Linked DNA regions of Mus musculus: all the other regions are linked to region 2. A link is a loop called in an ENCODE intact Hi-C map of the cell type or tissue named here. Cell type or tissue: heart. All regions are shown on one strand.

What was found. Hi-C counts contacts between places; a loop is a spot of excess contacts. Peaks named below come from ENCODE experiments on the same cell type or tissue, not always from the same donor. Only the 100,000 strongest peaks of a DNase experiment are listed, where the experiment ranks them.
Region 1: a loop joins it to region 2, with 7 times the contacts of the local background. A loop is called at or near these places in 11 of 42 quality-filtered maps.
Region 3: it touches region 2 in a loop (2.3-fold over the local background); 9 of 42 quality-filtered maps call a loop at or near these places.

What each region holds. Positions count from the first base shown.
Region 1 is chr8:22,562,508-22,570,507 of GRCm38, reverse strand. Slc20a2 (solute carrier family 20, member 2) reads right to left here. Exons shown (of 11, transcript NM_011394.3): 9 at 6,294-6,479; 10 at 4,810-4,894; 11 at 892-2,261. The coding sequence ends at 2,088. Among named protein-coding and RNA genes, the nearest start is that of Vdac3, 27 kb to the left of the region's middle. In heart, a CTCF peak has its summit at 4,221; DNase peaks (open chromatin) are centred at 4,947 and 7,607; H3K27ac peaks cover 365 bases.
Region 2 is chr8:22,472,030-22,480,029 of GRCm38, reverse strand. Smim19 (small integral membrane protein 19) reads left to right here and starts at 3,151. Exons shown (of 4, transcript NM_001146117.1): 1 at 3,151-3,524; 2 at 6,450-6,588. The coding sequence starts at 6,455. It overlaps Slc20a2 (solute carrier family 20, member 2), which reads right to left and starts at 3,330. Exons shown (of 11, transcript NM_011394.3): 1 at 3,105-3,330. In heart, no CTCF peak of the experiment used is centred here; DNase peaks (open chromatin) are centred at 2,679, 2,889, 3,239 and 3,329; H3K4me3 peaks cover 2,901 bases; H3K27ac peaks cover 2,408 bases.
Region 3 is chr8:22,535,606-22,543,605 of GRCm38, reverse strand. Slc20a2 (solute carrier family 20, member 2) reads right to left here. Exons shown (of 11, transcript NM_011394.3): 3 at 4,662-4,802; 4 at 3,161-3,246. Among named protein-coding and RNA genes, the nearest start is that of Vdac3, 54 kb to the left of the region's middle. In heart, a CTCF peak has its summit at 4,163; a DNase peak (open chromatin) is centred at 5,865; H3K27ac peaks cover 1,695 bases.

The DNA.
Region 1 (8,000 bases), 90 kb before region 2:
AGAATAAATGAGGTTCTCCTCTGAGCGTGGCTTTCTCGTCCCTCAGGCAGATTTCCTATACATGGGAAGCATGTCTGACCACACACAAAGATGCCAGGGACTGAGGAGTTCCGTTGTTTGGGTCCCTCATCACACACAGGAACCATTTTCTGGACATTTGACAGGAAAGTTGTCTTTTGGAGTGGGCTTTTCCCTCCTCTCCTGGGATGACATACAGAGTAGCCATCTCCTGTCAGATAACACTGCCCCCCACCCCCCGAAAGCATGACCTCACCAGACTCCTTCCCTGACTGGGACCTAGCTGGTGCAGTTGCCTGCTAGGGCTCAGGTGGCCCTTCTACGGCAGGGTCTGACCGCTGCCTGAGAGAGGCAGGCTGTGTGGCCTGCAGAGTGTTTGCTCACACAAGGGCTATCATTTTCTCACCAATAAATCTGAGAGGATGCCGAGTGTCGAAAGCAAGGTGCCATTTTAGAAGGAGAGGGTTTCAGACTTGGCAGTGGCCCTGAAACCCGCACACCTGGATGGTGGTTCTCATCCATTACCCATCCAGCTGTTAGGCGACATTGCTGGCACAGTGAGGAATTTGAAAGGTTTCACTGAGTGTCCCAGCTTGAGAACAGACCAGGTCCTCAGTGGGAGTCAGCAGAAACGAAGAGCCAAGCAGGTGAGCTCCACACAGGAGTGTAGTCTCCTTACCATGGTCATCATGGTGGACGGATGACTATGTTCCTGCCTGCTGACAGAGGTGTGGCTCACTCTTTCCCTTTCTAGTTTTGTGTACTGGTTCTGCACAAACACGGAATTGTAGTAAGATGTAGGGGAAACTACAAGCGGATGAATTGTATAGTTTTTATTTTTGTGAGAACTCTGAAAGAAAAAGACGTCAGAAGTAAGTTTTTGAGGGGCACTTTTTTTTATTATAAATTTAATATGCTTGATTAATGAAAAAAATTACAATGAAGTACCGTGAAAATGTATGTCAATATAAAAATATTAGCAGCATTTCCATGGTTTCGGGCCCTTAACATTTTAGTCATCCTGACTCTCTCCCACCGTCAGAAGAGAACAGCGGCTCCACAGGAGAACCTCGGATGTCCTACAGAGAAAAGGCCTCTAAGATCCCCAAGCCCAGTGTCCTCGCCAGTGCCTCCCACTAACCGTGAACTTGCAGCATCCGAGCCCATCAAGCGCTCACTGGCTCTGATGCTGGCAACAAGGATTCTGCTTTTCAGGTTGCAGGGCACGGCGGGGAGGGACACCGAGTGGGACTTGATATGTATGTAGTGTACAACTCTACACCCCCACTGCCGTACGCCATCCACGCTGGTGACAGGGAAAGGCCGCTGAACAAGCTTACCAGTACCTGGTGTGGCAGCCACCTGGCTGCTGCTGGTGTCACCAGGTTCACTGTCGTGGCCCGTGGGGAGGGGACAAGCAATGGGAAGATGCAACACTGGCACGTTATCCCCTATTTCTTTGGTACTTTCCAAGTTTCTCCAATCAAAAAGGTGTACAGGAAGCAGACGGTTAAAAGTAGTTTGAGTTTACCGTTGAAGCCATTGTGACACATGACAGTAACTCAGACCCAGCTCAGGAGCGCATTCTTCAGAGAGAGCACTTGTGAACACCTGTCCCAGGGTTGTGCAGTCACTCAAGGGCCTGGGCACTCGCCCAGGTTTGCATTAAGTATACTGTATCTCACTTATATTACAGTGTATTTAAAAAAGGATTTTATACTCTACACTTGCCACCACTGAAATCATTATATACAATTAACAGAGTCTTGCGGTCTAGGCAATGCCTCTGCTTTCGTTCTTAGTTTGCTGGAGATAAATGCTACCTATTCTAGGTACACAATACACATCTACTGTAAGTAACCGCACCACATCATGCCATCACAGCATCAGCTCGATGTATGCTACTATGTACAGTAGGTAGGTTAATTCTGGAAGATGAGCTGTGGCCTGGGTAAGCAGGGCCGGCACGAAGCCATCTGGAAGGCGTGTGGAAGGGTGTGCATGTGTCAGGGAAAGCAAGGGTGGGAGGTGTGAGTATCTTAGCCACGTCAGAACATCCCTCCAGCCGTCTACCGACTGGAAGAAAAGAGACCACATATGTACATGAGGAGAGCCATGATAGCAGCACTGAAGAGTCCAGCCACGGGCACAGTCACGAACCAGGCAACAAAAATGTTCCGGAAGAGGCGCCAGTCCACAGCCTTCCGCGAGCGGATCCAGCCCACAGCTACCACGGAGCCCACCTGGAGGAGCAGAGACATGGCAGTAGGAGTAAGGTCTACTTTAAAGGACGACGCAGAGGAGAGGAGACTTTCACAAACACCGACTTTTAGTTGTTTAAGACATCATCAGCCTGTATCATGTGACCCGAGCCCCACATTTGTTTTCTATGGAGATCATTTTATAGTTTTCATAATTTATGCTCTCACCCTGGTTTCTCTCTGTAAAGTTCTGAGAACATTTCTGCCGGGCTGCGTTTGAGGACTGAAACTCTTCTCCAGTCGTGCAGCATAGCACGCTCCCTACCACATCTTCCTTTCTACCTGTCAGCAGATGCTTGAGTCTTTGCCAGATACGATCCTCCTTCAGTTTTTAAATAACTGGGTTCATATTTATTTACTGCACGCGGGTGTGTGCACGCCACAGCACATGTGTGGAGACCAGAGGACCACTTCAGTCCTAGCACTCAGGATGTCCGGCTTGGTGGCAAACACCTTTCCCCCATCGAAGCCACCTCGAGAGCCTTGTTTCCTACTAGAATTATTGTAAAATCACTGTGCCCCCCTGCAGCTATGCAGGTTCCGCGAGTGCTGCCCCCATTTGACACACTTTCTAATCAAGCTGGAGGTTTCTGTACTTTCATTTGGATGTGGGCAGTTTCTCTCTGTTAGTTGTCTGGCCTTGCTGCACACACCGTCCCACTGTGGTCCTGCGCGCAGGACCTGCTCATACCAACAGCTCTTCCTTGTACTACTTATTGTATCACGGAAACAGAATTGACTATGTGCTCAGTGCAGGCACCTTGGTAACAGTAACATACATATTTATTAAGGTCTTATACAAATTAGATATAAATATCTTAATAAAATATCCCTATTATGCTATAAATATCGAGCAAGTTATAATTCAAGGTGAAAAATTAAAGTTTGATTTTATTTTACTTTACTTAATAACTAATTAATTTTTTTGAGACAGGGGTCTCACTATGTAGCTCAGGCTGGCCTGGAACTTGCTGTGTAGCCCAGGTTGGCCTCACACTCAAGAGATTCTGCCCTCCCTCTGGTTCTTGAGCCCTAGTGCACCACCATGCCCGACTTGAGAGTTAAGTTTGAAAGTTAGTATATGCACCTATGTGCACATAATGGTTTTACTGTGACATTTCCACATAACACAGGGTCTTCATGTTCTCTGCTATCCTTTCACTGGCCTCCATATTCCTAATCAAGTCTCCTTCCAGAGAGGCTGGAATTGCTAGGCAGGAGTTCCTCTCCATGTGACTTATATTCCATTACTGTGGAGAAGATGGCTAATAGGTGACAACAGCTAGGGAAGCCGGGCAGGTGTGACTGTTTATGCCTACAAAATGGCGGAAAGTGGGCAGCTGAGATGGCCCGGTGGGTAAAGGTGCTCACCCACACAGCTGCCACCTAAGGCTGATGAGCTGAGTTCAACCCTGGGACCCACCCACATGGTGACCACCGCATGAATGTCGTGCGCACACACACACAGTGAATGAGTAAATGGGAAATTGAGAAGCTAGCTGCCTTTTCCTTGGCACAGAGTAAGCGTGGAGAACAGGGAGATGGCTATCCTCATAGGCCACCCTGTTTTTTGTTAAGTATTTCAGTGAACCCGTGCTTCTTTGGTAATTTGTATTCATTTTTTTGTGGCACTATTGGCTGAACTCAGGATCTCAGTTGTGCTAGGGACACACGCTATCATTATGAGCCGCCCAAGAACCTTTCATTATTTTAAAACCTCCCGACATTGGAGCAGTCCCCGTGGGTGAGCAGTGGGGGTGCCAGTCTCTGCTGGCCTTCCTCCTGTGTACGAGGGAGGGGAACAGCAGAGCACCATGCCAGCCCTGGGTGGGAATGCTTCTTAACCTCTCTCTGCCTCCATTCCCTCATCTGTGAGGCTGGGCAAGTGCTATCTCAACCGTCCTTGCAGTTTGTGAGTGGGTCAACGTCCCGTTGCACTTCCAGCGGTGCCCAGTGGGGGTCGCCTCATACATCAGAGTCAGGTTGGTTGGTATGGTGATGTCTACTGATTGATTACAATTAGGAGGACCCTGTGAACAACTGGACATAATACACCATACCAGCATCAGGAGCTACCTCCTGACCCTCATTTGGAATAGACTCTAAGGCACAAGAGTCAGCCTAAGCGTCATGTGAGGGGAGAACCAGAAGCAGCCACATCTTATAATTGCTCTGAAATAATTTTTGTTTCCTTCTGTTTCTGTCCTGCTCTGAGGTCAGTTCTGCGCAGTGGCAGGAACCGGAGGGCACATCCCATGGGAACCTGCAGTCAGGCTCAGTGCACACACGACTTCAAGGGGAACTTGCAGGTGGGCACAGTGAGGGCACAGGCGAGTGGAAGCTCTCACTGGTGCTGAGGAGGCACAGCCTCAGCACCAGGTGCCTTGCTGGGGACCGGGAAGGATTAGAGGCGGGTGCTAGGGAAACAAACAGGCCTGGCTGTCCCACACCAACCACACGGTGTAGCTGCTTCTTTTCAGACCGACCTGCCACCCCTCAGAATGGCAGTCTCTGGCTGGCAGGGGCCTACCTTGCAGTGCGTGGTGCTGACAGGAAGCCCGATGTTGGAGGCAATCACCACGGTGAAGGCAGAGGCCAGCTCAATAGTGAAGCCACTGTGTGGGGGGGACAGGAAGACAACGTCACAGGAGCTCTTTGTGTGGCCTTGCCGACACCCCGTGGCTGCAGAAGTCTTGCCAGAACATTCTGTAAGCTGGTTGTGGACGGCTGCCTGAGCCAGATGACCATTAGGAGAACAAGACTCTGTTGCTCGCAGCAGGGCAGCGGGCTGTGCAGCTGACGCCCATGACCTTGTTTTCCTAGCATGTTTTCCAACCTGAAGTGTGCAACTGGGTCAGAAATTCCTGCTGTGCAGTAAGATGATAAATTACTCATTTCTACTGGGGCAAAGGAAAGACTAGGTGCTTGTTTTAAACAACGTGTGAACGTATTACAAAAAAGCAATCTTCAGATGACCAATTTAGCAATCTTCAGATAACAAATTTTTTTCAATCTAGTCTTCTAAAATAACCTTTTGTTAGGATGGATCTTAAGGATGGGGAACTGAAAATTGGAAACCAAAGGGAACAGAAATCCCTAAAATAAGTTTAAAAAAGAAACACGGAGAAAAAAAGATTTCCTACAACAGATAGTTCTGAAGTTTAGTTGTATTCTGTCAGCTGAGATCTGCTAGCTAACCTTGAGCCACACAGCCACAGGCTGCTCCACAGGATGACTAACATGACATCTCAGATGTGCATGCCCTGTCCTAAGGACCCTGGAGGATGGCAGGTCTCAGGGCTTGACTATCTGGGGTTAGGCAGGGGCCACGTTTTGGAGTTTGTGCCCCCAAAGGCCCGTATGTCAAAGTGTGGTCCATGGGATGTTGTGAGACTCTTTGGGAAGTGATATAATCTTTAGGTGGGGGTGTCTGGGTCACTGGGGCATATCCTTGAGGGGTGTAGGACTCTGGCCTTTCCTTTGTTTGCTTTTGCTTGCTGGCTATGAGGTGGATTTTGTTTTGTTTGTCTTGTTTTTCCTATGACCCAGGTTGCAGAAGGAGGACAAACTGAAACGGACCTGTGAAAGCACGAACCACAAGGACCTGTCCTATTCAGAACTGCATACCTTGGGTGTTTTGTATTGGCACAGAAAGCCAACAAGAGTAGGAGAGTGGATGTGGCTAGGGAGTTTGGAACAGGCCGGCCCCAGGCTCTAGTTTGCGCCTGTGTCACACTGCATTAGAATGACTGCGGATAGACTGGGAACTACAGCAGCCCCCTAGTTTGCCTTCCCGCTTGCTCCGTCAGGGTAGATGGCCTGGCCAAGGGGAGATAGGATGGGGAAGAAGCTTGCTGGTGGGGAATGAGGCCGGGAGGAATCCCTCTGCGCTTTCTCACATGACCATCGGCTTCGTGAGAGGAGCAGGAGGAAGATCTGATAGGCTGACTTCTGCAGTAAGGCCCACCTCTCTCCTAAGCACGGCCTCCTGAGGCCTCACCTGGGCCTCCTCACCTGGACGGTGTGATGGGCGTGAGGTCCTTCCCCATGGTCTGGATCACTCTTCTGCCCCAAACCCAGAGACCTGTGCAAATGCCAACTCCTCCGTAAAACAGCAGCCAGACTGGAGTAGCAGCTTCTTGTGTAACTCCGCCTTGTTGATATATCAGCCACAAAGCCACAAGGGGACCAATAGCATTGCTGGGGAAAAAAAAAAAAAAAGTTAACTATATATAGGCACAACAGTATACACAATATATAGTGACTTCTCAGTTTTTAAAATTAGCTAATCGTATTGTATTTGTAGCTTATGTAATCTACGGTGATAAATGACATTAAGTGAATATAAACAGCACTCCAGAAGACTGGCCATCTTACCATCTTAGGCAGAGTTAGGCAGGGTTCAGTACAATTACATGGTTCTGAAAAGGTACTTGAAAAAAAAACCACTCAGAGTAAATCTGAGCACCGAGTTCTTTCTCTCTTATCTTTCCCTCAAATCCCTTTCCATGTCCACTGCCATCTCAGCTCCTGACTCTAGCTGCTAGCTGGAGAGACAAGTCAGTCCTCACACTGTGCGGTGATGGCCACCACTGATGGCACATTCTTACAACTGCCCTGGAAGCCGGGCACCGTCCACGGTGCTCCTGCGGACACTGTTTAGACCATCGTGTGCTCCCCCACCCCATACCCCCGACACTGCTGCTTCCCAGGCCTCTCGAGGTCTGGCCAGAGCTTTGACACGTGGTTTTCAGGTCTCTCCAGATCTCGTCCCTACTCTGGTTGACAGTGTGTTGAGGGTCCGCATGGATTGGCTTCCGGGTCAGCTCTGCTCTGTGCTGGGTGGGAAACCTCATGTCTCTTAGCTTTGGACTCGTGTTGGAAGGACCCCACTTGCCTAGCTCCGAGGGTTGTCCCAGACAGGCTCATGGTAAATTGCAAATGGTTCTGGACTGAGTCCTGACAGGGCTTGATAAGCCTGTCCCCAGACGACTCTGCTGTCAGATTTCTTTTTTAATTTTTATTTTTTTAAACTAGATGACACTGTTTCAAAGTCTCAGTGAGTCTCTGAGTTGTAAGCGGTTACTCTGTCACCTTAAGCGCTCACTGCGCTTTGGGGATAGTCATTTTGTGCATGTTTTTCTGATCTCTCTAGCCAGAGTTTGAAGGTCCAAAGCTTTGTTCATGGAGGGAGTGCCCGCTGCTTTACCACACTGAGAGCTGCCCTGCTCCGTCAGACAGTGCCAGCTGGACGCTGACAGTGTCTATTCCTGAGGACCTCCAGGCTCTCCCTGCACAAGAGGCCCTCCGAGGCGTCCCGAGACAGGGCCCCCACAGCACTCCTGCCCAGATGCAGAGAACATTGTGCTGCTCTTGATTTTATCGGTGTCACCAGTGTTTCTGGGGACGGTGGCAGGTGATGGATGGGGACCACGTGCCACTGGGCCAATCTTATAAGGGGAGCACTGTCTTGCTGATCTTTCAGGGGCTGTTTTTGTTGTTGTAACTGCAGTGCTGTTATGACATGGCTTCCCACACTCGAGGCAAGCGAGGTTCACAGAATTCAAGCCCCACCCCAAAGAAGTTAAATATACAATATTTCCTCTCAGTGATACGCCTGTCCTATTTCTGTGCTCAGCACACTCCTCTATTCATCTCTCTAGGTCTGGAAACTTACATGCCGATGTCTAACAGGTACTCAATCTTTTGTTTGATGTTTGG
Region 2 (8,000 bases):
ATGAAAACAGCTACAGTGTACACATATAATTAGCTTAAATCTTAAAAAAAATGTTAAAACACAAATATAGGAACATGTAAAGGGCACAGTGGCTGGCATGTTTTATGTGCTACGTAAGTATTACCTATTTTTTTTTGGCACTCAGTTTTTACATTGTTTCATAAATGTATACAAAGCTTGCCCAACTAATATTATTACCTATAGCTTAAAATACGTTTGATGTTTTCCCATGATAACAAGTATTTATTCGATAGGTACATACAAGACAACAGTATATAAATGCCAAAGCAATTCTCAAAAATAGTACTGAATAAATAGGTATGGCCTTAACCAACATTGTATCCGAAGTGAGGAAACAAACTCCATGAAAACCTAATGTAGGATTCAATTATAGAAGTAAGCCTGGAACAGCCCTACACTCAAAGGCAAGAAAGACGGAGCTAAACTAAAGGAAACAGATGCACTTGCTACATTGTTCATTCCATAAATACTTTTCCTGGCCAGGCTCTGCACCAGGCCCTGGGGATAAGCAACAACTCATGCTTAGCACAAACGGACTTGTAATCTGTGGGCTGAAGGGCACTGGCCCCAGAGACAAGGGTTTCCATCTCAGCTTTTGCACTACGGGGATAGCACCCAGGGCTCCAAGCATTCTAGGTGAATGCTTCCACTAAGCTGCACCCCCAGCCCAGGGGTCCAGTTCTGAAGTGAAGAACGAGACAGGCTCCCCTTCCTATCATTACTTGGATGACTTACAGGCAGGAGCTAAGACTGTGCTGTGCTCACTACAGCTGTCACAAACGTAGAAATGGCACATATGAATTATTTAGTAATTTTTTTCATATATTGCAGGTTATTTTAAATCTACTCAGTTGGGTACAGATTATATATTAAGGGAATAGTTTCCATATTTCTTGATAAAAATGGTGTGATTTATAAATTTGTTGTCACTATTATTGGGATAGATAGACTCTGTTCAGTTCCAAACTTTGCCCAAAAGACAGTGAGGAAATTCCTACCACTACTCTCTCTTCCCTTTCTCTGTCTTTCAACTACCAACACCTACCCACAAATCTCAACGCTTGCAAAGTGCTTGACAAGGTTCATAAGTGGTAGTACGAGTTATTCACACAGAGAATTCACTCCGGAAGACAATTTGCAACTTTCTCTTCTCTATTTGCCTCCCTCCCCAAAGGCCATGTCCTCAAGTAAAGGGAGAAACCCTTTGGTAAATGTCAACTCACAAAGCTCTGTCAACTTTTAATTCTTCCCAGTGACTGACCATTAGAGTTACCTGATATGTAAGTTCCAATATGCTAATTTACCCACAAGTACAAGCTTCCAAGCTCCTTCCCGAGTCTGTCAAAACTTTCCAGCCACTTCTACTCTCTACCATCACCCTCACAAATCAGCTTTTGAACTGTTATGGCTACCTAAACCTTAAATGGTGTTTTTATAGTTTAATCTTACACTGGATATAATAAGTGAATATGTGTTTAAAATACTTAAATCCTAATTTAAAAGTTAGGCACAAGTATGCACAATACAGAAAAATCTAACATTCTTAATATTCAAATGCTCAGCGAAACCCCAAAACTCCTAGCTGAGTGTAGGAGGGGACACTTTTGATCCCAGCACTCAGGAAGCAGAGGCAGGCAGGTCTCTTGAGTTCAGAGATATATCCTGATCTACATAAATCCAGGCCAGTCAGAGATACACAGTGAGACCCTACCTAAAAGAGAAAAGGGGGGGGGGGCAGTCAAGCAAAATAAAAAAATCTAACAGCCTACAGCTTGTTTTTGTTTAATTTTCTTAGTTTGGTGTTAAAAAAATCATTTCACATGTTTGTTTGCCTTCAGTTAGGAAGTGTAGTAAGAAATACAAAGGACCCCAAATTTGAGTAACGGCTCTGTACCTTTGCCTGGTGCCCACCCTATCTAGATCAACTTCTGACCATGTTATATAATGGGCACTTAGGAGTAAGAAAAGAGCCACAAGGCTTTTAAAACTCTTATACACCCAAATGGACTAAACACACTTCTATGAACTTCTTTCTAAAGCCACACTAATTTGCTAAGTTATTCTGTGATCAGCACCCTTATTTTCAGAAGAGAAACAACTATTTAAAGCCAACGTTCTACATAGTGGTGCGAGCTAATCAAACTTAAGTATTGAGAAACTGAACAATCTACGCCTATGTAAGAAGTTCCCCTTGAGAATGAACTGATATAAAACATCTATGAACATCTGGCACTGTCCCGGCAAACAGGCAGCAAACACCACGTGTACTACTCTTTCTAATTCTCTAACTTTAAACTCAAACTAAATGGTTTAAAAATTATATAAATGATTGTGTGTATAATATACGTAAACGCACATACACTGATACTACAAAAACATGTTACTGATCCTAAGGGAAGGTGAGTTTGTAATAGGCAAGACAACTTGTGAAAAGTTACAGTCTAATTATTTGCTCTTATCTCTGCACGCCAACTCAAGAGAACCGCTACACTGCGAGCAAGAATGGTAACAAGAAGTCAGATGATCCCGGAGAACTTGCCCTGCTGGAATTGCTAAGCCCTTAAGCACGTGGACAATGGGCCGCTTTATTTGCATGGCCGCACTAACCTGGGGGGACCGACTGATCGGTTTAATGGCGAAACTGCACTCACTCATTAACGATCACCACCTGCCTCACCCTGGAAAACGTAACCTTATTCAAGTCCCCCCACGCAAATGGTGTTTTTCTTTTTTGTTCTTTTTCTTTTAAAAACACCCTAGCCATTCAAGCAAAGATGCGAGAGAGCAGTCGCCTCGGCCTCACAGCCGGGAAGATGAGGAGACCGAGAACCCAGCCAGCCAGCTTCGTCCCGGGAGCACGCGCAGACACCCCGAGACCGCCCCACCGCGGAGGAGCCTCGGCGCCCTCCGGCCTGAGCCCGCCGCTTCCCGCCCGCGCCGACCCGGGCCGCGGCGCGCGGAGAGACGCACCGCCGCGCTGCACCGCGCTGCGCTCGGCTCCCGCCACACGCGGCACGCGGTGCCGCCGCGGCGTCGGGCTCCGATCCCGCACAGAGGGAAGGAAGAAAAACCAATAACAAAACCTGGCTTCTCGTTCCCTCCGGAAACCGCGGGCCGGCAGGAAGTGACGAAGGCGAGGTCGTCCGGTCCGCTGGGTCTCGGCCCGCGCTCCCCGCCCGACTCCCGGAACAGCCCGAGCGGAGCGGAGCGGCTCGGCGCGGCGGCCTCCGCACCTCAGCAGCCGCCGAGCGCCCGCCCGCCCGCTCTCCCGCTCGCTCGCCCGCCCGCGCGCGGCTGCGTCACCGCCCCGCCCCCGTCCCGGCCCCGCCCCGTCCCGTCCAGTCCGGGCCCAGCCGCGGGCTGCGAGCTGCTGCGGGTCAGATCCCGACCTGGGTGTCTCTGCGGGCGGAGTGAGCGGGGCGGCTGCAGCGTGCCTAGGGTCCCCGGAGCCCGCAGAGACGCCGGCGGGAGCGTGCGGCGTCCCGTCGCGGGAGGACTGTCCTGTATGTCACCTGGAACAGATTGCACAGGCTCGGGGGAGGGGGGCGGCGGCTGGAGGAGGCCAGGTTTGGGCGTCAGATCTGTGTGCCACCTCTGCGCCTCCCGTTCCCCGGGTCCCTGTGGCCTTGGGATCTCAGAGCCACCACTGTCACCTGTTATTGAGTTGCAGTGCGTCAAAGCAGGATGGGTGCAAAAAGAAAAAAAAAATTACTCGAACGTGTACTGCGCAGTCCACAGGCCTCAGCTATGCTCCGTCCTCTAGGATGGGGTGAAAGCCTGTGACCTTGTTCCCGTCTGTTTTAGGACCTCAAACGTCGCAGTGCTTCAGAGAGTCAGGAGAATGAATCTTCCCCTCATGGTGTTTGGGTTCCGTTGTTAGAAATTATGTGTAGTCTGAATTTCCGTGAGAGAGTAACAAAAGTCCCACGTGAGAGGCAGAAAATAGCATTCCAAGCGAGGTGGCAGGTTCTAGAACGGAGTGGACAAACTTTAAAACTTAGGATAATGTCTCATGATTACCTGAAAAGGATTTTGTCACCCAAAAGGAGGTCAGCCTTAAACTAAATCCCGATGGATGCGTTTTTTGATGTCATGATCTCTTAATATGCGTGTTTAACCTGCAGCTTAAATCAGCTCCATCTAGCTAGCATCTTTCTAATGCAATAATAGTTTAAACATTACATCACCGGACAGCTGAGGGAAGATGTCAGTTTTCCCATAAGAGCCCAGAATGTCACTCTCAGCATCAATCTACTAGAGCATTAACTTGCCTGAAATGAACCAACCCCTGGACATTTTACTTTAGACTGAAGGGGAAAGGCGCATATCCTCACACTTGGTTAGGTTACACAAAGTGCGTGGGAGGCGTGGTTAAAGTACCTCCATGTCTGCACTGTGGACTCTGAACTCTCCATTCCTGACTCTTCCAAAGCGTGGCCTTGATGGTGTCAGGACTAGCAGGAGAGGCCTAGCTTCAGTGCAGACCCTTTAAACTGTGGGTCTAAGGAAACTCATCCACCCAGGACCTGTGGAGCAGCGGTGTTATTGCATACTATGGATGGTTTTATAGAATCTGTTTTGCCATCCTGGGTCAGCAATGGTTAGAAAAGCTTTTTCTAAGTATGATTAAAGTGTAATATAGTAGGAAGCCATCAATCTCTGGGTAGAAGTATATTATTCACACCATGGCAGGTGGACAGGGTTGTGTCGAAAACCTTCGCAAGAAATTAACCGGGTTCAGATCCACTAGGCATTAGGAAACATTGTGTTAATTTGTCAGGTAAATAATTGGCACTCACTCCGGATCCTAGTGGCCCCTGCCTTATTGATCACTGATTCTTTCCTGATTGGTTAACTCGTAGTTCTGAGGGCTATGACTGTTAACACTTTATGGTCTGTGCTCTCGGTACCATCTCCAGTCACTTAGGTTTTACCAAATATGATCATGGCTATTGCCATTTTAGGATCGTGGCATTTACAACGGTCTAAAGTGCCACAGGTTAAAGGCAGTTTTAGCATTTGGTCTTCCGGAAATCTCCGTCTAAAATAGACTGACTACTATAAATCAAAAAAAGTCAGAGAACCCTGAAATTGGGGTTAAAAGATAAGATTTGAACATGTGACTCTGCCACCTATCCTATTCTTCCCACACGACCAAAAGCCCATCGCTACGGCCATTAATATTTGGGAGTTAGGTCTACCCAAATATCTAGATAGTAAAGTTTTACGTCTTTTACAGTTAAATTCTGTTCATTGTTCCTTGACCAAAATATTTTTACAAGACCAGTGTTTATACCAATACCTGTAGCCTGCCTAAAACTGCCTGAATTACTTTCAGACATCCCTTTTGTGTTCAACATGGAGGAAGAACTTTGCCCTCAGGGAAAAATTCAGCTCTCAAACAGGAATAAGAAACCTTTATTCTTTTGCTACACTTGTGTTTATCACCCCTGCTCTCTGTGGGAATTTCTCCAAAGAATGTGTGATTATGACTACGTAGCAAAGTCACTTTTAATCTCATTACTTCTTTTTAGCCAGATTCAGTAAACCGGCCAAGCTTGGTCCAGCTCCCGATGGACAGGCATGTTGGAAGGTACAGGATGAGCAGCTAGTGTGCGCCTGTTCTCTTCTAGGTTGATGTCGTGAGAGAGGCTGCCCTCAGAATCCCAGCCCTTGTCTGGGTCTATGTTTGGAAGGGTTTCATTCCCGTTGTTTTCATCTGAGTGACTGCTACAGTTTGGAAACTTCAGTAGCATTTCAAATTCGGTTCTTTTAGCAATATTTTTGTATCTTAACAAACAGTGATAATAGTGTGCTCTGTGCCTTTTAAAGATTTATTTATTTTATTTATGTATGTGAGTACACTGTAGCTGTACAGATGGTTGTGAGCCTTCATGTAGTTGTTGGGAATTGAATTTTTAGGACCTCTGCTCGCTCCGGTCAACTCCGCTGGCTCAGTCCCTGCTGGCTCCGGCCCAAAGATTTATTTTATTATTAAACATAAGTACACTGTAGCTGACTTCTGACACACCAGAAGAAGGCGTCAGATCTCATTACAGGTGGTTGTTAGCCACCATGTGGTTGCTGGGATTTGAACTCGGGACCTTTGGAAGAGCTGTCAGTGCTCTTACCTGCTGAGCCATCTCACGAGCCTTAGACTCTAGAATAGACTTAGACTCTATAAATACTGAGGAAAATTGAAGCAGGGTCATAGTGTACCAATTTAGGAACTGCAGGCTAGCTTAGGGTAGAGAGCATGCTTAGTATATGTATAACCTGAGTTTGACACCCCCCAGCACCCCCAAAAATACATGCAAGGAATGAATGGCATGCATCTACTTCAAAATGTAAAGTCATTCTTAGCTCTAGGCCATGCAACAGTTAGTGACCACAGCTTAGCCAACCCTGCCTTCTCTTCTTCCTTACAGTTCCCATGGCCGGAAGTTATGGTGTGATGGCTGATGACGGTTCTATTGATTACACAGTCCATGAAGCCTGGAACGAAGCCACCAATGTTTACTTGATAGTTATCCTTGTTAGCTTTGGTCTCTTCATGTATGCCAAGAGGTAAGTAAGGGTATATAAGATACTGCTCATCAAAGCAGTCTGGTGGTTGTTGTTTTGTTTTGGTTTGGTTTAGCAGAATTAAGTGTATTAAAAATGTCTCTTCAGAAATCTTGTTCCTGGATGGAGAGGTGCTGTCCATGTGGGTGCTGGTGACAGGAGTTTGATTTGAAAACCCCATACTCAGTTCTGGGTGACAGACCTGTTGCTCTAAAGTTTGATGCTAGCACTTCTAAAATACCTGTCTCTGTCACCAGCTTTGATACACTGTCTCCTTGGAATGAGCACACTTTAAAGTATTTTTCACCCAAGTGTCTGAAATGCAAAGGTACTCTGATGCCCACGTAGTTAGCAGACCTCTCCTCACCGGTTTGACCTATCCCTTGCTTCTTACGCACAGCACTTGTACTAATTCGCATCCTAATTGCTTTAAGACCAGGATGGAAAGCAGCTTGCAGAGGAGAGCGTTCGTTTCAGTTTACAGGCCCAGGAGAGCATTCGTTCCAGCTTAAAGGCCACAGTCCGTGAGTGCAGTCAGTACAGGAACCCCAGACAGGAACCTAGAGTCAGGGACTGAAGCAGAGAGCATGGAGGGACACTGCTTATGGCTTGTTCTCCATGACTTGTCCAGTTTGCTGTCTTCCGCACCCTGAGACCGCCCACCCATAGTGAGCTGGGCCCTCCTACAGCAGTTATTGACCAGGAGAATGCCCCACAGACTTAAATACCGGCCAGCCTGATAGCAGCCAGTCCTCCACTAAGGTCCTGTCTTCCCGGTGACCCAGCTGTATAACAAGTTGACTGGAAACCAGCACACTACTTCTCTGTTCTTTATTTATAAAAATGCCAGTTCCTTGAGAACAAGAAATGGGGCTTTTATCTTTGTGTCATTGATAAGCCACTTGGTCCAAATTCTTAAGAGACAATTTTTCTGTCTTAATTTCTAGTATAGCTTAATTTAAATACTGTTTTAACTCTTCCTGGCTTTGTTCCCCTCAATCCAGCAAACAATAATAGAAGTAATTATGATGGTGGTGGTGGTGGTAGTGGTGGTGGTGGTGGTAGTGGTGGTAGTGCTGGTGTGGTGATGATGATAATGTGGTGGTGGCAGTGGTGATGAAGATGATGAAGATGATGATGAAGGCAGAGGTGGCTAAGGTGTATTATAAAGAGGAAAATCAGTATTCTGCTTGTAGGTATATACTTTGGGACATTCTCTACTGAGGTTTAAAAAGTCATTAAGTAATTCATAATAATTAATACTCCAGAAATCGTTTCTGTTTGGCCTTAGATATCCCTCTCCTATTTGTGCTTGCCCTTGTTGCCTGGTAGCTCTCTCTCAGTGGCTGGATTGTGGGCGTGGTGTGGGTGGAAGAAGGCGCCACACGTCATCACGGATCCACTTGCATGTGACA
Region 3 (8,000 bases), 64 kb before region 2:
GAAGGAACCACAAGATACCAGAGATTCTAGATTCAGAACTTGCCTCCTCTCACTGGCAGACCACAGTGGTCTTCAGTAGGATTAGAGTCTGGTTCGGCTGGAGATGCTCAGCGGCACTACATTCTCTTAACAAACTGCTGGCAAGCATCTTTAAAGGTAGTAAGCACAAGAGAAGGCTCTGGAATTAAGAGTGACTAAGACACCCATGGTCTCCACCCTCATAGAAGGCAAGCAGGCAGACAGGAAGAGATAACACACCACACACTACCGAGCACTAAGAGAGGGCAGCACACTCCAGAGCAGAAAGGAGGAAAATGCCAACTCTGGGATAGGAGAGATGTCCTGGAAAATGACACCAGGAAGCTGGATAGGAGGGTTCTGACTGAGGATAAAGTCCAGGTGGAAGAAGCAGCAGTACTGGCCGGTGAAGGCTGGTAGCCAAACTGTAAGCTAACTTAATGTGGCCAATCCTAGCCCAGACGAAGGATGCTGAGACACTGAAGACCGAGTTTATGCTTACTCAGGAGAATGAACCTTTAATGGTCGACAGGAACACACGGAGGAAGGAAGTCATGTCCTTAATGTATTGAGTGTGCACGAGCAGCTCTTCTGTCCACACACACACACTCACACTCACACATGCACACACTCTCTCACATGCACACACTCTCACACATACTCATGTGCACACACACGCACACACACTCCTATGGCAGATTTACAATTCAGCACAGGAAGAGATTAATGATAACACAATAACAGCGCTATATGACAATATACATGCATAGCTTTGTCAATGTCTTATTTATCACACTTGCCCTTCTTCCTCTAATGATGAGAGATGCCACAGTCCCCATGTGAGGGCATGAAGAAAGGCGAATGAAGCACTGGGCTTCCACAGAAGTGTTTCTTCAGCACAGATATTGCAGTATCAGAGATGGCTAAGAGATCAGCAACACGGATGTGCTGGGCAGGGGAGGTCACACCGTGCTGGCTGCTGTTGGAAGTGTGTGAGTTTATCACATTACTCGTGTAGAGGCAGTGCAAAGCGTGCACAGCTCTCATCTGTGGAACTTTCCATTGAGCATTTTCAGACCACATCTGGACATGTCTCTCACAGAAAACAGCAAAATGTGGAACTGTGACCAGGAAGACAAGTGTGCAACACAACCACTGAATGCAGGCCTAAGAGCTGGTGGGATGGCTCAGTGGGTGGAGGTGCTTTGTATGCGCTCTGACAACCCAAGTTCGATTCCTGGGAACCACATAGCAGTAGAGAGAACCAGCTTCACACAGTTGTTCTCTGACTTCCACACACACGTGCACACATGCCCTACACACACACACACACACACACACTCACTCACACACACACACACACACACACACACACACACACTGAAATAAAGTTAAAAATGGTAGGCCTTATAGCTTGTCAAATATTTCAATAGGTCAACCAAGTGTTCAAAGATGAATTAAAGAGCTAAAAATATAATATGATAAACACATATAACATAGAATATTATAGATATATAAATATATCATTATGATGTACCAATATTACAGCTCTATCATTCATCCATGAAAGGATCCCAGTAACCCGGGTAGAACTAGAGGACACTCGCTATGTAGCAGTAGGCTGAGCACAGAAAGGAGAGCAATGCAGTGGATTTATCTGCAGACCAAAAGCTGATCACATACAAGTATAGAGTGAAGGTCCCTACAGACAGGAAGGGATGAAGGAGGGAAGAGTGAAGAGAGCAGGGGTATCGGCCACAAATATAGAGTTAGCAGGGAAGTGATCGGCTCCAATGTGGATCCTGTGTCCCCTGAAGGCACTAACAGGAGGTGAGAGAGCTTCTCAGAGGCGGCACAGTGGGAGGACATCAGGCTGTGAGGGGAGGGCCCTGGAACTAGACAGGGTAGACATATAGCAAGGGCCCAGGTGAAAGCCCCGCCTCTGCAGGATGCTTGGAGCTCTGGCTGGCTCAAGGCAAGAGAGACTAATAATCATGGGTCAAAACCTTGGAAGTCCTGACCTGAGATAATGTCCTTACTCGTAAGTTGTTTATTTTAGGTCTTTCCTCACAGCGATGGGGAAGCCATAAGCACTCTTAATGGAACTCACTGTGTAGATCAGGCTGGCCTTGACCCCATATATACCTGCCAACCTCTATCTTCAGGGTGCTGGGATTAAAGGCATACGCCACCATGCCCCAAATTTGATTTCAATGTTCTGGTTTTTTTTTTTTTTAAAGACAAAATGAGTTTCTATGTTTCCTTTTTTTTTTTTTTTTTTTTTTTTAAATCCTCTTAAATTAACCCAGTGTTTCTCCATTAAAAGAATGTAAAAGCACTCGGGTTAGCTAGTTTTACATCACCTTGACACAAGCACTGTCACCTGGGAGAAGGGAACCTGTTAGATCAGGCTGTAGGCAAGACTGGGAGGCATTTTCTTAATTAGTGATTGCTGGGATGGGCTCAGTACAGTGTGGGTGGGGCCATCCCTGAGCTGTGCTCCTGGGTTCTATAAGAAAGCAGACTGAGTAAGCCAGGGGAAGCAAGCCAGTAAGCAGCACCCCTCCATGGTCTCTGCATCAGCTCCTGCCTCCAGGTTCCTGCCCTGCTTGACTCCTGTCCTGACTTCTCAGTGATGGACTGTGACTGGAAGTCGAAGTGTGATAAACCCTTCCTCCCACGTTGCTATGGTCACGGGTCCATCAGTGTCCATCACAGCTGTGGTCACCCTGACTAGGACAGCACCTTTCCACAGAGTTAGGAGACTAGACAGCTGATTTTAATTATTGGTCGAATTTCAAAATCTTAACGCTTATTTTATTATATTCTGTTTGACAACCAGGAAATAATCACCTCATTCTTGAGGTCTAAGCCCAATTTCTGGGAGCTTGGGCTAACGAAGTAAATTATAGAGCCTGGCTGGAAGCGCCCTTGTGTGCAAGGCCCGGGAGAGTCTTGGCCGTTCCCTGAGGCTTCTGACCCTTCCTGAACACCCGTGACTCAAACTCCAGGTGAGTCCTGGCAATGAAAGTACAGGTCTCCTGCCGAGCCACTGGTACTGGTACTAGCTTCTACTGAGTAGAACCAGAATCAGTTCTAAAACTTAGTACAACCCAGAAACCAGAGAAGCCGCCACACTCACCTTAGTAAGGATGAACATTCTGATTAGTATGAACAGCACGCCGGACATGAAGCCAGAAAGAAGTGGCGATATAAACCAGGAGGCGACTGAAGGAATGAAAGGAATACTCAGTGAAGGTTAAGACTTGCAACACACCAAGGGGCAACGCATCACATATGTTAACACCCCTCATCAGAACTGTTTGCCATGCGTCAGAGCTCAGGAATCCCTCGCTCTCCCCGGGAACAAACACGGTCACACACGGCTGGTTGTGCTGCTAGGTGACTGAGGTTCCCATCCACCGAGAGTTTACAGATTAGTTCCTACCAGGCAAGTGGTTCTCAACTTCTTGATTTACATTATGATTCATAACAGTAGCAGAACTACAGTTATGAAGTAGCAACAAAAATAATCTTATGGTTGGGGGGGTCACCACAGCATGAGAACTGCACTAAAGGGTCTCAGCATCAGGAGGGTAGAGAAGCGCTGTGCTGGGCCTCTCACTTGCTTTTATCTATCCATGTGGAGCCTGGTGTCCCAACAGCAAGGTTATATATAAGGTGGGCTATGCTCCTTTAACTACATCCAGTTTGCTGCTCTCATTCCTCCATATCTAATGACTAAAAATCTCCAGCGTCAACCTCTTCCGGGTGGTTCCAAGTTTGTGCCACACCCAGAAACTATCTGGGCATTTGGCAACACCAGTGATGCTCTGGCCTGTGCCCTGGCCCCAGCCCCAGCGTCAGAATTCTGGAGATACAGAATAAGAGCGGGGTGTGGGCACTTGAATTGCTCCTTCCGGTAGTTCTACTGGGCTAGAGTTGAGAGCCGTTTCTCCAGAAGCTTGAGACATACATAGGTGATTTTCACGGTGGCCTGTGCCCCTAACTGGCAGGCCAGGGACCCACTATTGCCCGTAGCTCCTAAGAGTATGATGGTTCTAGCATCACAGTCTCAACAGCATGCAGGACAGAGATGGTCTTTTTAATTCTGAGTGGACTGGCACAGATGGGCCGCCAGGAGGACTCATCACTAGCTAAGTGTAGTTGGACTCCTGGGGGTGGTAGGAGGCCTGCAACCAAAGGAACCTGGCAGTGCTTCCCCAGAGGGCGGACATGGGCAGCTGTGACCCAGCGTTGTAAAGAACACTGGCTTCATTCTGAGCTTTGCCGAGACCATGAACACAGATACTGGGATGTAAGGCTCTTCTTCACGTGGGCCTAGACCTAGTCTTTCTCAGACCATTACATTGATTCAATTTGATAAATTTTCTTTTCTTGGCAAGAACAAATAAAGTACTGATTTTCACAGCTAGATGATGCTGTGATATTTTGAAAGGGTGGCGTTAAACCTGACATGTAAACAGTGGCCTTGCTCCGTTGCCTATACAACCCAGGTCTAAACCTTACCATCTGGGGCGGGTGGGCAGGCGGGGGGAAATATTATAAAAGGAACTCTTAATAAAACCTCCTCTAGCAAAGGAGAAGTGTATTGGCCAAAGGTAAAAGAAGACGGCCATTACCAATCTTGACGAGCTCCATCCACTGCACTCCTTTCGGGCCAATCGCCACGAGTGAGAAGCCGATGGTGGAGCCGACGATGCAGTGAGTCCCCGAGATTGGCAGTCTCAGGAAGGACGCGATCAACTGCCAGACAGCTGAACCTGTGGGCGGAGAGATCAATTAAAACTCCAGACACAAAATACAGTGTCTTAGCCACCTGGCAGGGGAGAGCATCGACAATGTACCCCTGAGTTTAATTCTCTATGAATTGTTTTCTTTACAAAACACTAATCATGTTGTAGCCACTCAAAGTGAGTGACAGCTCTCCTGTGCCAATGATGAGTCATTCTGCTGTGAAGCCGGGCCACACCAGGAAGGGAGTTAAAAGCCACCACGCACAATAACACTTTTAAAAGAGTATATGGGAGGAAGTTTTGTTCTGTCTTGTAGTCCATCACGAGACAACCAGAGATCAACCGTGTCGTATGGGTCCACGTAAGAGAGAGAAACATGCTCTACTGCCCTTTGGTTTTTGCCTCTTGTGTGAAACATAACCAAGACAGTTAACCTGGAGCTGGGCGTCTGCTCTCAGATCTTGCTTGTAATATGTGGAGCTCTCAGTCTGGCCTTGTGTTCTAGGCTTGATGTTTTTCTAGGCTATATAGTCACTGCAGACATTGTTATAAGCAGGGCATATATAAGAGTATCAGCTGGGCAGGGAGCACTGAGAGTGTCAGGCGGGCAGGGAGCACTGAGAGTGTCAGGCGGGCAGGGAGCACTGAGAGTGTCAGGCCGGCAGGGAGCACTGAGAGTGTCAGGCGGGAAGGGAGCACTGAGAGTGTCAGTTGGGCAGGGAGCACTGAGAGTGTCAGGCGGGCAGGGAGCACTGAGAGTGTCAGCTGGACAGGGAGCACTGAGTGTCAGCTGGGAGATATCCTTTTCAGCAGCAGTTGCTGAAAAGGGCAAACAGAACACAGGACAACAAAAGGGCTAGGCTGATAAAGTGGACTGTTAATCCCAAATGTTAACTCTGAAAATCAGGTTTCCTGGCAGCACAGTGTCCTTAAGCACCCCCCTGGCCTTTTCTTCAAAGATATCTGAGCAGCAAGAGAGTCATCTAAGGCCACACAGGTCCTAGTGTATGAGGCAAAGTGGACAGCTGCTTCAGCCAAGGCCGGGCATGCCGGCCTTTGAGTCAAGGTTGGGTGGGGAGCTATATACATCTCTGAAGTGTGTGTTGAATGAAGATAGAACCAGTCATGTGCTACCGTAAGGTGGCAAGACTTTGGGATATTGGACAGTTCCCTGGACTCTACCTCTGCGACCTGGGCCAGCAGTAACTGGCTGACTTCCACGAAAAGCCACAGTTAGGATCCTGTTTCCTAGCGCAGAGCTGGAATGGAAGAAGAGTGTTAACTTTATGGTTTTATAACGGTCCTATAAAGTGAACCCGGTGGTGTGGGCGGATGCTTGGAACTCACCCTGTCACACGTGGACTCTACTTTCCCTCATGAGAGCCCCCATCATTTTTCTTGCTGAGTTTATACATTGTAATGAGGTGGGGGTTGTGGGAAGAAGGAGAGACAGAGGGACAGAGTGAAGGAGCAGCATGAAGTGTGTCTGCATGGGAGTCAGGCAGTGCGTGGGAGCCGCCTCACTCTTGGAACTGCGGAAGGGTACAGGGTCATACAAAGGAAACTGAAGAAAGATATCCTACAAAGCAGAAAGGGACAGACTCTGGGACAAAGATACCAAGTGAACGGGAGGAGATGGGAGGCAGGCTTCTTTGAGGTGTGAGGCACTGTCTGGATGATTAAGTGAGGGGTAGGGGGAGGTATGAGGAAGGGCAGGTGCTGAGTGAGGACAGGAAGTGGAGGGGAGGAGGCTTGCCAGCTCTTAGTGAGCTTCTTCTGATGGCAGGAAGCAAGGCTTGTCTGCTGATGTGGGTATTTACAGGAGAGCATGGATGCCCAGGCTGGAATTCTCAGGTCTGGAAGCCTCATATGCAGTGGGCTGATTTTCTATAGGGCTAAGCAAGGGTCTTAAAGGGTCTTCTGTTGGGGAAGCTTAGGTGGCAGTAACAGCAGATTCTACTCCACCCCGACAGCAGGATGGAGGCCCCAGGTCTAGTTAGAACAGAACAGAAGGAAATGGAATGAAGAGAATGCAGGGAGAGGAGAGGAGACAGACAGAGAGCAGGGAGACCCCATGGAGGGGCAATCAGAGGCACGGGACAGTGAGGGGTCAGGATTCTCAACAGGGTCAGTGACATCTGAAATTCACACGGATCCTACTAATAAGGAATTCAGTTTTTGAATTCTAGACGAGTCATACAAATTCCCAACCAAGTGAGCTTTGAAATTCCCCTAACCACAAACCAAAAAGGAAACAAGAGCTGCAACCACCACCCCCAAACAAAACCAGAGAGGAGAGAAACCGAAGAGATCGTGTTATTCAGACAAACCCTCAAATTGCCTTGGTAAACCCAAAATCTAGTTGAGGTTTAAACAAAACAAAACAAAACCCTTTTACTTTTTGAATAAGGAGCCAAAGGCCGAGGATGGAAAAAGTGGAGACTGGACAGCTACACGGACTGACAGCGGTGGGACGCCACACTCCCTCTGTGGGGACTCAGAGGGCCTCTTAGAGAAGCAGAAAATCACCCACGAGGGCTCCCCAGGAGGAAGAGTCCCTACTGAGGAGGACTCAAGTCTGTCAGGGTCTCTATTTCTCCCAGAGTTTTAACACTTCTTCTCACAATACCTTAAAGCAGTGGGTCTCAGCCTTCCTAATGCTTCAACCCTTTAGTGCAGTTCCTCATGTTGTGGTGACCCCAACTATGCTACTTCATAACTGTAATTTTGTTGCTGTCATGAGTCATAATGTAAGTGCCTGTGTTTTTCAGTGGTCTTATGTGACCTCCATGAAATGGGACCCACAGGTTAAAAACTACTACCTTAATGAGAAAATTTTCAATTTTAATGGATTATAATGAAATTATAGATTAAATTATAAAATTGCAAGGTTGGTTATAGGTTAAAAAATTTAAACCATGATATATTAAAGAATATGCATATTCTTTAATAAATTTAACATATCCCTAAAACAACATTTCAATATTCTACGAGGGGTAACCTGTGTGCCAAGTATACTTTAAAATGGCTAAAAATTTGAGAGACTAGAAGTTTGCTTGTAAAAAAAAAAAAATACACAAAGTACAGTCAATGAAAATGGTATGGTAGACACAAAAAACAAAGCCAGCTTCAAAACAGGTAAAGACGGCACTTGTGGGAATAGCCATGGGAGCAAGGGAGAGAGTGCGCACACGTGCTATGCGTGTACACACAAGTGCATACACG